Linked DNA regions of Homo sapiens: region 2 is linked to region 1. Evidence: read pairs that join two places in POLR2A ChIA-PET (ENCODE). Cell type or tissue: endothelial cell of umbilical vein. All regions are shown on one strand. Links, peaks and the distances in the headings refer to the core of each region. The heading gives the core; the rest is flanking DNA.

Region 1 (13,234 bases), core at 5,862-8,361:
TGCTGCTGCTTGGAGTATCTGCGTGGATATGCCTGAGAAGCATGGGTCTGATGGTTATTCTGGGACATAAAGGAGACAGACCAGAGGCAAAGAGGCCAGTGAGGACTGCTCTGTGCAGTTGTCCAGGCCTGAAGAAGGTGGCGGTGATTTGAATCAGAAGAGGTGGCATTCTCTTCATTAGGAGGATATGGATAATCAAGACCTAACAAATTGGGCTCCGAAAGATACCTTCGTCATGGGGAAGAGTGAATGGAGAGAAGATAATATAAAATGCCAAACGTATATAAATTGAAAGGGGAAAATTGAGAGAACTTGCGATCCATGGTCTTGGTCTTCCATAAAGGGGAACTGGGACATCCACTGGAGCAGAGCACAGGTATAAGCGTGCATGTCAGGGATTTGGGAGACTGACTGTAGTGTAGTGGATGGGCTAAGAAAAGAACCCTCATGCTCTGGTGGGACAGCCCTGACAGCACAGCTTGTCACTGCTGTCCAACCGTATAGCTCAGTTGCTGGTGGTAAGGGACTGGTCAATAAACTACAGTAGATTGATGGAAAGGCATGTTGTACAGCAATCATAGTGATGTTTTCAAAGAACGTATAAGTTGATAAATGAAGTGTACCCAACTGTGCTTATGATATTTGGATTACATTATAAAATATGTATATTTACATACAGAACAAAGATGAAGTTAAGTAAACAAAATATTAACAAGATGAGGGATAAGGAATATGTTTTGTTTTCTTAACGGTTCTGTCTTCCAGTATTCTATAATAAAAACATTGTATGTTCAGATAAGTAGGTAAGCTATTATGCTACTAAGAAAGCATTTTTGTTTTATTTTGGTTTTTAATACTACAAAGCTGTTTATAGTGCTCATTTAGGCACACCTAAAGTGAAATAACCATTTTACGTGGCTGATTATTTTGACTCTTTTATTTGTATTTTCTTTTTGATTCAGATTGGCCCAAGAGAGAGAAGCAGCAAAAGCTAAGAAAGAAGAATCAACAACAGGTAACGCCAACTTGTTAGAAAAGACAGGAGGAGTGGATTTCCATATGAAAGCTGTGCCAGGGACAGAAGTGCCAGGGCATAAGGTGAGTCTCCTCTGTAGCCTGAGCCAATTACATGGTCTTGGAAACTGATGCCTGAGATCACGTGATTGTGGGTGTCATGTCTAAAACCAGTTACTCTTTTCCCCTTTCTTGGAGGCAATTAACATAGATAGGACTTTATGATTTTCAAGGTGCATTTACAACTCTTAGGTAAGCATAGTTCTCCATCATTTTACAGAGAAAGAAATCAAAACTCAAGCAGAGGTGGACTTTCAAGGGACATAGGTAGCAAGGAATACAGGCAGGTCCCAAGTTTGCCTGTTCAAATTAGCAGCCAGTGTTTTTTGTAAACCATCTTACACGGTTTACTTGGGATTGATAGCTGCTCCAAATCTTCCTTTTTTTTTCTTTCCTCTCACAATTTTTCTCTTTGGTAACTCTTATTTCATTGTCAGAAAACTAAACCCAACAGTAATCATAGCCCACTGATTTTTTTGTTGTATTTACCTAATATTGTTATTAAATCTTTTCCATTTGTGTCACATATAGTAAATAAATTCTTTTTTTTTCTTTTAGAATTGGGTTGTGAGCAAATTTGGAAGAGTCTTACCTGTTCTTCACCTTAAAAATCAACATAAACGTAAAATATCCTTTGGCCTCTCAACATAATTATTTACCACAGTGACGGATACTTGTAAAATACCTTTAGCATTTCACTGTCTCTTATCAGTGAATCTTTAGGTGTTTGTTTGCGTGTTCCCAGTTTCTTGGTACTCACCTACATGTATGAAACAATTAGAGCATGAGAAAATGGATTGAGGTTTTATACAATAAGTAATTCAAATGATGAGTGCCAAAGAAGCAGGTTGGTTTATTAATTTATTCATATTGTCATACATGGATTCAAAGCCATTGCTGAAGGAGCTAAAGAGGGGTGAGAGACCCAGAGACCATCATTAAAGAAGGCTTTAGAATTGAGGTAGGTTTTGAATTAATAAGAAGTGATGGGAAGTAGTCTTGGGAGTAGGAATAGTAGATAAAAATATGTGGGCAAGCACGAGGATGGTGGGTTGAGAAATAGTTTGGAGCAGAGTGTGAGCAAATTCTAATGCCTATTCAGTGAGGTCACATTGTCTAAGACCTTGAAGACCTGGTATCATGGAATTCTGAGCAGTGTGTCTTAATGTATTCTTTTTTTTTAATCTTTTTTTTTTTTTTTTTTTTTTTTTGAGATGGAGTCTTGCTCTGTCCCCAGGCTGGAGTGCAGTGGCACAATCTTGGCTCACTGCAGCCTCTGCCTCCTGGGTTCAAGCAATTCCCCTGCCTCAGCCTCCCAAGTAGCTGGGACTACAGGTGTGTGCCACCACACCTGGCTAATTTTTTTGTATTTTTACTAGAGACGGGGTTTCACCATGTTGGCCAGGATGGTCTTGATCTCCTAACCTTGTGATCTGCCCACCTTGGCCTCCCAAAGAGCTGGGATTACAGGCATGAGCCACCGCACCTGACCGTCTTGATGTATTCTTTAGCTTGTAACCCTGGTGTCAGTCAGTAAGGGGAACAGTAGCAGGTATTTGAAACAGAGGGATTATAATATATGCAGTTAGTTAAACAAGTGCTGGAGGAGCAAAAGCCAAAGGTCAGATTCCCCACTGATTGACAACTGCAGTAAACCACTACCCCACTGGGACTAGAGAAGCAAAAACGTGTGTCCTCTGAGCTCACAGCTACTGTGCCACTGAAACCACTACTACCTGAATCCAGGCCCTAGTTGCACCGGACATAGCTGTGACCTCTGCCCTCCCTACAAGTGGCTCAAAGTCAGGAAAGTACTGATTTCTTCTTTTCCACTTTCCAGCTTTCCACCAATGGCAGCTGCTGATGGCAAAGAGGAAGATATTGAAGGACAGTAGAGACAATAGACACTTTTTGGCACACCTCACATATAACTGGCACATATAAGTAGTTATTGAAAAAAGGGACTTTCAAGAGTAATCGCTTAAGGTGGGGTGCAGTGGCTCACACCTGTAATCCCAGCACTTTGGGAGGCCACTGGGGGATCACTTGAGCCCAGGTGTTTGCGACCAGTCTAGGCAACATAGTGAGACTGTAACTCTACAAAAAATATTAATAAAAGAAAAATCAGGCTGGGCCCGGTGGCACATGCCTGTGGTCCCTGCCACTGGGGAGGCTGAGTTGGGAGGATCACTTGAGCCTGGAAGGTTGAAGCTGTATTGAGCCACGATCATGCCGTGGCACTCCAGCCTGGGTAGCAGTGAAACCCTGTCTCAAAACAAAAAAGAGTGATAGCTTAAAGCACCTTAATACTTGCCTATTCATATGCTTTAGGGAATCAGCAAATGACAGCCATCATTACAACACATCGATGTTAACTAGAATCTTTCCCGGATAGTGTCGACATAGGCCTGGTAAAGATTTATTAGATTTTTTTTAATTTTTAATTTTTATTTTTAAGACAGGTTCTCACCATGTTGCCCAGGCTGGTCTCGAACTCCTGGGCTCATGTAATCGGCCCACCTCGGCCTCCCAAAGTGCTGGGATTACAGGCATGAGCCACCGTGCCCAGGCCAGCTTTCTAATAAAGACCTAAAAATGTTGCAGAGAGTGAGTTCATGTGAAGTGGATGTTATTCAGCTAGGAGAATCAGAGTTAGGATGAGTAAGAACTGAGAGAACAGAAATAGCCAAAAGAATTTGAGAGTAAAGGACACACATGTGGCCATGTCCTCTGGGTTCTCCTGAACCCAGAACTTTGCTTTACTGTATCAGTTCGATGGTTGGATTTCTGTGATTTACAGAAAATAGCCCTGAGACCTGTGTACCTATAATATAATCTGAATAGGTTTGCTATAATATCCACATACACTCCAAGTAATTTCTGCCAACTAATAGTGGTGGTACTAGACTTTAACTCAGCAAATGTCATAGAAAGCTCAGTTTCTTAGACCCTGAAAGGTAACCTAGTTAAGTCCTCATTTTCTTTTACAGGAAACTGAAAGGGGGGGGAAATGACTTATTTGAGATTAAGCAATATTTTTTGTATCAAAGATTGATGAGTTTTCCTAAAACCAAGTGCTTTAGTTTTGTTTCTTGACTTGCGTAACATCATCAAATATGATCCCTCAAAATACTGCCACAACCTGAAGAAGATAGGGGAGGATTTCTCAAACACCATTCCTATATCCAGCCTGACTTGGGAATTAGAAGGAGGGAATGACCCTATGAGTAAGAAACGGCGAGGAGAGTTCTCTGACTTTCATGGCCCTCCCAAGAAGATAATAAAAGTGCAGAAGGATGAGAGTTCCACTGGGTCTCTGGCCATGAGTACAAGGCCCAGGAGGGTAATAGAGAGACCACCCTTAACACAGCAACAGGCTGCACAAAAAAGAACTTGTGATTCCATTACTCCTTCTAAATCATCTCCTGTACCTGTTTCTGATACTCAGAAACTTAAAAATCTACCTTTTAAGACTTCTGGCTTGGAAACTGCCAAGAAGAGAAACAGCATTTCTGATGATGATACTGATTCTGAAGATGAATTGAGAATGATGATTGCGAAAGAGGAAAACTTACAGAGAACTACACAACCCTCAATAAATGAATCTGAAAGTGATCCTTTTGAAGTTGTAAGGGATGATTTCAAATCAGGCGTTCACAAACTGCATTCTTTAATAGGTTTAGGTATCAAAAATCGTGTCTCTTGCCATGATAGTGATGATGATATTATGAGAAATGATCGTGAGTATGACTCAGGAGATACAGATGAAATTATTGCGATGAAAAAAAATGTTGCTAAGGTCAAAAACAGTACAGAATTTTCACAAATGGAAAAATCTACGAAGAAAACTTCTTTCAAAAATAGAGAAAACTGTGAGCTTTCTGATCACTGTATTAAACTACAAAAAAGAAAAAGCAATGTAGAGTCAGCCCTCAGTCATGGATTAAAGTCTCTTAATCGTAAATCTCCCTCTCACTCCAGTAGCAGTGAAGATGCTGATTCTGCATCAGAATTAGCTGACTCTGAAGGAGGTGAGGAGTATAATGCCATGATGAAAAACTGCCTTCGTGTGAATCTCACTTTAGCTGATTTGGAACAATTGGCTGGCAGTGATCTGAAGGTTCCAAATGAAGATACTAAGAGTGATGGACCAGAAACCACCACCCAATGCAAGTTTGACAGAGGCTCCAAGAGCCCCAAGACTCCCACTGGCCTCCGCAGAGGCCGACAGTGTATTCGTCCTGCGGAGATTGTGGCTTCCCTGTTAGAAGGAGAGGAGAACACCTGTGGCAAACAGAAACCAAAGGAAAACAATTTAAAGCCAAAATTTCAGGCTTTCAAGGGAGTAGGCTGTCTATATGAAAAGGAGTCAATGAAAAAATCCTTGAAAGACAGTGTTGCCTCTAACAATAAAGATCAGAATTCCATGAAACATGAGGATCCCAGTATCATATCCATGGAAGATGGGTCCCCATATGTTAATGGCTCATTAGGTGAAGTGACTCCATGCCAACATGCAAAGAAGGCGAATGGCCCAAACTATATTCAGCCTCAAAAAAGACAGACCACTTTTGAAAGCCAGGATCGCAAGGCAGTGTCCCCTAGCAGTTCTGAAAAGAGAAGTAAGAATCCTATTTCTAGGCCATTAGAAGGTAAGAAGTCCTTAAGTCTTAGTGCAAAGACTCACAACATAGGCTTTGACAAAGACAGCTGCCATAGTACCACAAAGACAGAAGCTTCACAGGAAGAGCGGTCTGATTCAAGCGGCCTCACATCTCTCAAGAAATCACCAAAGGTCTCATCCAAGGACACTCGGGAAATCAAAACTGATTTCTCACTTTCTATTAGTAATTCGTCAGATGTGAGTGCTAAAGATAAGCATGCTGAAGACAATGAGAAGCGTTTGGCAGCCTTGGAAGCGAGGCAAAAAGCAAAAGAAGTGCAGAAGAAGCTGGTGCATAATGCTCTGGCAAATTTGGTGAGTATATTTTCAATGTATGGATTTAACAAGAACTCAGAAAGTTCAGCTTTTCTTTCCCATGAAGTTAGGTGTGCCCCCATAGAGCTGATTGTCTTGGTGTTCACCAGTTTCATGTTTTGGTTCTTGAGTTAGCTTTTTCATCTGGTTTATCTGAAAATTTCTTTATAATTTTCTTTCATTTAGAAGCTATACCTGGTATAGTTAAGTAATGTATTCAAATGTGTCTGAATTTACATAAAAATCACTTGTCAAGTGATTTATACCTTGCCAAGTCTTGCCAAGATTTACTGTAATGGGCTTTTGTTCATTCTTCTAACAATTGTTAAGTACACCTTTATAGTAAGTGCCAGATTTATAGTATGAGGATGGTGATCTTGCCTTTCATACAGTTTTTGGCTCATGGTGTGGCATGCTGACAGTCACAGTTCAGTTACACAGGGCCAGGAGGGGGTTGTGCCCCTGTGCCTTGGCAGCACGCAGGAGACACACTAAGTCAGTTGGGAGCTTCTGTAGTCTGAGCTGAGTGGTAGGAAAAGATTTGTGGGAATTGGTCAGGCCCAGGTGAAAGGGTGGAAAGGGAGTGGAAAGGCTTTCATTCTAGGAAAAAGGAACCGTTTATACAAGGGTGAATGTTTTCAATCAGTGTAATTAAAACTTATACAGCATGAGATGGCAAGAAATGAGGCTAGTGGTTTCATTTTGTTCATAAAATGAAAAGAGAGTGAAGAATTTTAAGCAAAGGAGAGAAGATTAATTGTGTCTATTTTGGAACAGGAGTTGACAAACTACACCTCAAAGGCCATCCAGCCCATGACCTATTTATGTACAGCCTTCAAGCTAAAAATAGTTTTTGAGTACAGAACAAAGACGATATGTGGCCTGCAAAGCCTAACATATTTACTCTGGCCTTTTACAGAAAAAGTTTGTCAACCTCTGTTTGGGAGAGATCCTTCAGACCATGATGAAAACAAATCGAACGGCTCCGTCTGTAACCAAGGAGAGCCTTTGGGGAGGTGGAAAGTCAAAACCGTAACAACAGCAATGGGAATAGATTGACTGAATTGATACCAAAAAGTTTAATTGATAGGACTTGGTGATAACTGGATAGGGATAGAAAGAGGAATTGTAAGTTTCTGTCTTAGGCAAATAAACAGATGGTGATGGCATTCACTAGATAAGGAAAAAGGGCAGGAAGTAGACTTGGCAGGGGAAGGGAGTGATAGGTTTAGACATGTTCAGTTTGAGATTGGGTTGTTTTAAGACAATGCTTTTTTTTTTCTTCCTTTATTTTAGGTTCTGGGGGTATATGTGCAGGTTTGTTACATGGGTAAGCTGTGTGTCTTGGAGGTTCGGTGTACAGATTATTTTGTCACCCAGATAATCAGCATAGTACCCAATAGGTGGTTTTTCTTTTCTTTTTTTTTTTTTTTTTTTTTGAGATGGAGTTTTGCTCTTGTTGCCCAGGCTGGAGTACAATGGTGTGATCTCGGCTCACTGCAATCTCCGCCTCCTGGGTTCAAGCAATTCTCCTGCCTCAGCCTCCTGAGTAGCTGGGATTACAGGCACCTGCCACCACGCCCAGCTAATTTTTATATTTGTGGTAGAGATGGGGTTTCACCATGTTGGCCAGGCTGGTCTCAAATTCCTGACCTCACGTGATCCGCCTGTCTTGGCCTCCCAAAGTGTTGGGATTACAGGCGTGAGCTACTGTGCCCGGCCCAATAGGTGGCTTTTCAATCCTTACTCTCTTTCCACCCTCCACCCTCAAGTAGACCCCAGTGTTGATTGTTCTTTTTTTTTTTTTTTTTTTTTTTTTTACAGGGTCTCACTCTGTCACCCTGGGGTGCAGTGGTATGATCTCAGCTCACTGCAACCTCCATCTCCCAGGCTCAAGCAATTCTCCCACCTCAGCCTGCTGAGTAGCTGGGACTACAGTCACGTGCCACCATGCCCAGCTAATTTTTGTGTTTTTGTAGAGATGGGGTTTCACCATGTCACCTAGGCTGGTCTTGAACTCCTAAGCTCAAGCAATCAGCCTGCCTTGGCCTCCCAAAGTGCTGGGATTTCAGGTGTCAACCACTGTACCTGGCCTATTGCTCCCCCATGTGTACTCAACATTTAGCTCCCACTTATAAGTGAGAGCATGCAGTATTTGGTTTTCTGTTCCTGTATTAATTTGTTTAGGATAGTAGCCTCCAGCACCATCAATGTGGCTGTAAGGGACATGATTGCATTCTTTTTTTATGACTGCATAATATTTCATGGGGCATGTGTACCACATTTTCTTTATCCAGTCCACCATTGATGGGCATCTAGGTTGATTTCGTGTCTTTGCTATTATGAATAGTACTCCAATAAACATATGTGTGCATGTGTCTTTATGGTAGAATGATTTATATTCCTTTGGGCAAATATCCACTAATGGGGTTGTAGGTCAAATGATAGTTTTGTTTTAAGTTCTTTGAGAAATCGCCAAACTGCTTTCCACTGTGGGTGAATGCATTTACATTCCCACCAGCAGTATATAAGCATTTCCCTTTCTCTGCAACCTTGCCAGCATCTGTTATATTTTGACTTTTTAGTAATAGCCATTTTGACTGGTGTGAGATGGTATCTCATTGTGGTTTTGATTTGCATTCCTCTAATGATCAGTGATGTTGAGCATTTTTTTTGTATGCTTGTTGGCCATGTGTTTGTCTTTTGAGAAGTGTCTGCTGTGTCCTTTGCCCATTTTTCACTAGGGTTGTTTGTTTTTTGCTTGTTGATTTGTTTAAGTTCCTTATAGATTCTGGGTATTAGACCTTTGTCAGATGCATAGTTTGCAAATATTTTCTCCGATTCTGTACGTTGTCTGTTTACTTTGTTGATAAGTTTTTCTTTTGCTGTGCAGAAGCTCTTTAGTTTAATTAGATCCCACTTGTCAATTTTGGATTTTGTTGCAATTGCTTTTGGAGTCTTCATCATAAATCTTTTTAAGATGCAATGCTTTCGATGGCCTCCCTAGGATGGTCATCCAGAGGATAAGCCAACGCACATCATCTTCGGTTCTGACAGTGAATGTGAAACAGAGGAGACATCGACTCAGGAGCAGAGCCATCCAGGAGAGGAATGGGTGAAAGTAAGAAGTTCAGGATGTCTCTGTGGACATTCATCTACTTCTGCAGATCCACACCACAAACAACTGGCAATCTCAACATAAAACCCTCCTGAGAGCCCCAATGAGACCCAGGGCTTGCCAGGTCACCTCATATTGAGACTACAGGGGTCTTGGAGATTTTTATATATGAACCTATATTCTCCACAACATCTGCAGCATGACATCAATATTAGTGAAACGCTACAAAAACTGTTCTTGCATGTAATAACTACCTCCCCAAATCCAGGCTTCACTGGAGAGCCTCTGGATTAGTGATCCCAGAGGCCAGTTAGATTTCACTGAGTCAGGAATTTCCACCTGACCTGCCATTTACTCATTCCTGGTAGATGAGTCTGGGTTACTGGCTTTCAATGTGAGGGAGAAGATTACGTTATGAAGGGAAATACTGCTTGTTTGCCTCTGCTATTAATAAATGTTGTGTTTCTTCACAGGAGTCTATGGGTAAAACATCAGGGAAGCTGTTTGATAGCAGTGATGATGACGAATCTGATTCTGAAGATGACAGTAATAGGTTCAAAATTAAACCTCAGTTTGAGGGCAGAGCTGGACAGAAGGTTAGTGAAGACTGAAAATAATTAGACTTGCAGCATGTCCTTATTTTTTGACATAGTCCTTAAATCTGGGTAAATGCAGGCAGACCTTAACCTACATTATAGCATCGGGGTGTTTATTTGGAGAGTGAGTCTTCTGTGATCCTCTCTGATTGGTTCATAAGTAGATGGAGGTAGGCAAACATCTTAATGTAGTGAATTTCAGTGTGTGGGGAGGTGTACATTGACAGTCTTCGTCAGAAGCAATTTCTTGGGAATGTGGCTATCAATTATGTATGTTTTCTGTCTGTGTAGCTCATGGATTTACAGTCGCACTTTGGCACCGATGACAGATTCCGCATGGACTCTCGATTTCTAGAAACTGACAGTGAAGAGGAACAGGAAGGTAAATGCTTCATTGTCCAGAGTCCTGATGTCATATCTGGGGACACTGAGAAATCACCTAGTATACCTCCTTTGTTTAACACATGAAGAAACTCTCCATCCCAAGACATTGGATTGAGGAGTTTATAATCAAATGTACAGTTAATACTAAGTTTGTTTGTACATAGTAATTTAGGAAAATTTAATTACTTAGAGCTGCCAGAAAGGAAAGGAAAAAATAACATCCACCAAAGGTACCATTTTCCTCTATCCCATCCTTGGCATGAGAAGAAGTTGAGTTTCCTACCTGGCAGTGGATCAGCAGGTTCTGGGTGAAGCCATGGAAGACAGTTAAGTCACTCTTGGCTTTCTAAAAGGAACAGTGTTCATCGTCCTCCAGTGTGCATACCTGGTGCAGATTATTTTTTAAAGCTGTGTATCACTGAATGCCATTCTACTTGAATTTATCCCTGTTTGAATGTATCTAAGAGTAATGATGCTATCAGAAGCATCCTAATTCTACTTCTTTTCACTTACTATAGCATTTTTCACAGCAGTACTTCCAATCTTTTTCTACAGGACCTTCTCCTCTTACCCTTTTAAAAACACCTTACCTCTTACGTCGCTGGCTTGAATGAGCTCCCTAATTCCCTCTCCTAATCTCAGAACTTCTCTGCCCTTCTTTTTTTTTCTCCTTCCTGAATTAATCTAATCTGCATTTTAATCCTCACCATTCCTACTTCCTATTACTCCTTTCATCACTTGCATTTTCATTCTTCTCCTTCTAGCTTCTTCCTTTTTCTACAGACATAGTTAGGTCTTGTGGTCCCAAAAAAGCCATTCCTCTAACCATGCCAGTTTTCAAGTTTGTACTCCATCTCTCTTTCAGTTCTAAATTTGAAGTGAAAAAGTAAATTACATCTAATTCAGTAGCAGTTGGCTTTTTACTGAAAACAATCTGTGATTTGATCTTCTCAATTCTTTGAGGTGATTATTAACAGTGTTGGACTGTTTCAGGAAACCAAGGTTCAGAGAGTTTTAAAATGAATTCTCTAGGGTCCTCCCAAATTCTGTTTCAGTGCTGAGATTACAGGCATGAGCCACTGTAGCTGGCCCTTTTCCAACTTTTGAAAGCACAATGTTTGTCTATCCTGCAAGCAGCAGCACAGCCAGCCTCCATCACCTTGAGCCCTTTCCAGCATTGTATTCTACTTGACTTTCTCACTCAAAACTCCATGTTGAAAACACAAGAATGAACAGAACCTGGAGACTAACCTTCATTTAGAAGGTACATAGGTTATTTTCTTAACTTCTGCCAATTTTGTCTGTTTCTTTACAACTCTTTGGGTGTGTGTTCCCTCAAAGCCGTAAACAACTTGTCCTCCAAGTGCAGTGGCATTGTCTCCAATGACATCCTCTTCAGCTAACCTAGAGCATATGTCACTGTTGATCATCCCTTCTTGAAATGTTCACTTTGCTTCCAATTGCATCATAACTTCCTGGTTTTCTTAACTCTTTATTCCTAATTTTTCTTTTGCCTCCAAATATGGGTTCTTCCCAGGGTTCTGTAAGTCCCTATAGCTTTAGCCTTCACTTGCACATGAGTATTTTTCAAATTTGGATCTTCTTTCTTCCTTGCTGTTCTGCTGAGCTCCCAACTGGTCTTAAACGCCTGTTGGATATTTTCCACAGGCTTTCCTGAGTTTGTGTTAAAACTCAGCAAGTCCAAACCAGCTCTTCTTAACCTTTCTGCGTTGATGGCGTGTCCATTCTTAGAATCTCTGTTGTTGTTTTTTTCTTTCCTTCTCAACATTTTATTTTTATTTTTTTGGAGACAGGATCTCACTGTGTTCCTCAGGCTGGAGTGCAGTGGCACAGTCATAGCTTACTGTAACCTCAAACTCAGTCTCTCTAGTAGCTAGGACTACAGGCATGTGCCACCATGTCCAGCTAATTTTTGTATTTTCATAGAGACAGGGTCTCGCTGTGTTGCCTAGGCGGGTCTCAAACTCCTGGCCTCAAGTGATCCTCCTGCCTCAGCTTCCCAAAGTGCTGAGATTATAGGCATGGAACCACTGCACCAGACCCCTTCCCAAATTTTGAGGCACAACGTTTTGTCTCAAGTAAGCAGCACAGCCAGCCTATATCACCTTGAGCCTTTTTCAGCATTATAATCTACTTCCCTAATGCTTATTAGATTAAAATTTAAATTGATGTTTTTGATAGTCAAAAGTTGTTGAAATTAGCAGTTTCAACCTAATGCAGTGTAAACTTTTTGTACTTTATTATTTCAATATATGTGTTCGTTTTGTTTCCAACACCTAGCATGCTTTCCTACCACCTCTAGGGATTCAACTCTATCTTTCCTACCTCATAACTTTACCTAGTTTATAAAGCATCTTTTGATTCAGTTAAACACTATCTCAACTTCCTTTGAACCCTTAGAAACTTTGGGGGCATCCCTGTAGAGTACTTAAATTAGCATTTTATTCTAGTTTCTGTTAGTTGGTTATTTATATCCTGCAGTAAGTTGAAAGAGTCATACAGGCTTAGACTACTTTTGTATTTCTGTAATCCAAACTAGCTGTTTAACTTTATTCTGTGATATTTTGTCTGTTTGTAGTAGTTGAGGATAGTAGCTTGTAAAAGTCCATGATGCCTTAGTATGTGTAGGGCATATGGTTTTTTTCCCATAATACTTGTTATTGAATCAAAGACTGAAACAACTATCCACTAATATCTTATATTGTCAGATATACCATTACCATTTTTCACTCTTTATCATTTTTAGATTTACGTAATTTAGATTATGTTTAGAATGTTAAAAAAATCAAAGAGTCTATAATCACTGTAGTTATTAGTATCTTGCTCTATTACATTTGTCGATCTTTACCTTAAAAGTTTTAGACTTGCTACTGAAAGCCATTAAATTCAGACTTTCATAATTAGGAACAGAAGTAGGACTTTTCATTGTCTGGTCACGCAGACTTTCTGAGTTTGCTATGACTGAGGGTCTTTGGTTATGGAGGTTAGTGAAATGAGGTTAAAGTTTCTTCTTCCTGTCTTAATGGATTTTGAACATGTTTAGGTACTTGGTAAATATTTGAT
Region 2 (2,500 bases), core at 1-2,500, 280 kb before region 1:
AATTTATAATTTAAAAATTGTGATGAGTGCCAAGATGCCTCCTCTCTGCTGTTACCCTTCCACTTTGGAAAATGCTTTTTCTTTTTTTAATCTGGAAGCTCTGTAGCCATCTTGGTGACTTTACTTCCTCTCTTTGGATCTTTTCTAGCTCTGTCACATTTATCTTATCCTAGAGAACAGTGACCATAAATGAAACATCGCAGACAGATTCTCCAGGATTTGTTACAAAGAACATATCATCTATTTTATTTCCCGTGATTTTCCTGGATTAAGATGGGCAATCTGCAAGCCTTTGTTAATACTGTGGTATCTGGAATGCCGTTTTGGGAAGTCAGTATGTCTTTTCTTGAGTTAGGATTGACACACAAGGGCATATCTTCCAACAAGTATGGTTTGGATTTTTTTTTCCCTGCAGGTCTTATTTATTTATTTATTTATTTTGAGACAGAGTCTTGCTCAGTCGCCCAGGCTGGAGTGCAGTGGCGCAATCTCGGCTCACTGCAAGTTCCGCCTCCCGGGTTCATGCCATTCTCCTGCCTCAGCCTCCCGAGTAGCTGGGACTACAGGCGGCCGCCATCACACTGGCTAATTTTTTTGTATTTTTAGTAGAGGCGGGGTTTCACCGTTTTAGCCAGGATGGTCTTGATCTCCTGACCTCGTGATCCACCCGCCTCAGCCTCCCAAAGTGCTGGGATTACAGGCGTGAGCCACCGCACCCGGCCCCCTGCAGGTCTTATTTTATGCACAATTTTTTATTACTTTTTGGTGTGCTCTGAATAATGTTTTCAGTGCATTCCCATTCTCTTGGTATTTCAATGAGTGGAAATGTTTAAACTTATCTGAAAGTATAAAGACTTTAATGTTGACTCCCTTTTGGCTCATTTATTCAAAACTTCAATTGTTTAATACTTCTCTATCCTGAAACTATGGTCCACATTATTTTGTTCCACTAGAATTAGCTGCATCACGTTTGAATAAACGGGTCAAAAGCTGCAGATTAGAAATCTTTGATACATGCAGATATTAGTTATATACATTTGTTTTGACGTTTGTGAGCTTTCTATTTATCTTTCAAAATCTCCTTCTATTAAGAATTCAGCTAACTTGCACATTTAAATGACAGTTGAAGAAACATACTAATTTCCAGAAGCCAAAGCTGACCAAACACATGGAAAGGGATTGTACAGTTCTTGGATTTATTTGGAAACAGAGAGATGTTGTGTTTAAGGGCTGGACAGGGATAAGGGCCCCTGAGACCAGGAAGCTTGCATAACAACTGTCTAACTTTGATTATGCAGCCCTGGCCCGCAGGAGGAAATGGAAACAGGGAGTGTGGGCCAAGACAGTCAAGCTGTCAGCTTCTTTCTTAAAGACAAAATAGCCAAAGGACAGATTCCAATTTCCTAAAAGTCATACTTCGGCCTCAGACAAATACGAATTCTACACTGTTTTAAAAATCAAACATCTTTAAGCATAGCATTTATTCACACATTTGTAATAGAAAGAGGATTCTTTATTTACAAGTGCCATAAGTGCTGAATGCTAACCAGATGTGTTTTATAGTGTCTTATAAAGCAAGAGAATGCATTGAGAAGAAACTAAAGTTAAAGTTTGAAAAAAACCTTAGAACAAGTAGTTAACAATTTGTTGTGTTAATATAATTAAAGCCTCTGAAAACTCTTTGTTGAACTGTACCTCACCACTGACACACCATTAGAGAACTTGCTCAACCAGTGCCTGCCAGTGCCCTCCAGGAGCATTTGCAAAGCTCTTTGGGTCTTTTCTGTTCCACATCCTTTGTATGTGAATGTGACTGATGTTGTTATAAAGTGGGGCGAAGAAACAATGAAACCTCTTTTTGGGAGGTAGGTGTGGGGGAGCAGGGATGATACTGTGTAGTTTGAGCTTTTCAGATGAATACAATATTTTAAACATAATAAAAACATCATAATTAAAGGGTGAATAAAAACTGATAGAGTCAGGAAATATGAACATATGATTATCTTCAATTTAAATTACAACTAGACTTTGTAAGATAAAGTAGTTTAAAAAGGCATTCAACAACAATTTGAACTATCATTAAAAGCTCAAAATAAAAGAGCTCTAAATAAAAAATAGGTCTGTATAATGCTTAGTTGAAATCTTTCGTAAACGCATAAGAGAATCACTTCACACCCATTAAAATAGCTGTAATCAACAAAACAGACAATATCAAGTGCAGGTAAAAATGTAAAGAAGGTGGAACTTCACATACTGTTGGTACAGCCAACATGTATGAGAATGTCCATGTAATTTCAAGAATGTGGGAATGCTGTTCTGGGAAGTCAGTATGTCTTTTCTTGGGTTAGGGTTGACAGACAAGGGCATATCTTCCAATAAGCATGGTTTGGATTTTTTTTTTTCCCTGCAGGTCTTATCTTACACAAATTTTTTGGTGCATTATAAAATGGTACAGTCATTTTATAAAACCATTTGGTAGTTTCCTTTTTCTCTTAAAAAA

What was found. Peaks named below come from ENCODE experiments on the same cell type or tissue, not always from the same donor. Only the 100,000 strongest peaks of a DNase experiment are listed, where the experiment ranks them.
Region 2: POLR2A ChIA-PET joins it to region 1 with 7 read pairs; 1 of 35 experiments calls an interaction of 5 or more read pairs at or near these places.

Annotation. Positions count from the first base shown.
Region 1 is chr9:92,307,085-92,320,318 of GRCh38, reverse strand. NOL8 (nucleolar protein 8) reads left to right here. Exons shown (of 17, transcript NM_017948.6): 5 at 963-1,098; 6 at 1,633-1,701; 7 at 4,181-6,052; 8 at 9,060-9,173; 9 at 9,644-9,766; 10 at 10,058-10,148. Among named protein-coding and RNA genes, the nearest start is that of NOL8, 12 kb to the left of the region's middle. In endothelial cell of umbilical vein, for the core only: no CTCF peak of the experiment used is centred there; a DNase peak (open chromatin) is centred at 7,228; H3K27ac peaks cover 623 bases.
Region 2 is chr9:92,589,360-92,591,859 of GRCh38, reverse strand. All of the region lies in intron 5 of CENPP (centromere protein P), which reads right to left. Among named protein-coding and RNA genes, the nearest start is that of ECM2, 55 kb to the right of the region's middle. In endothelial cell of umbilical vein, for the core only: no CTCF peak of the experiment used is centred there; a DNase peak (open chromatin) is centred at 1,279.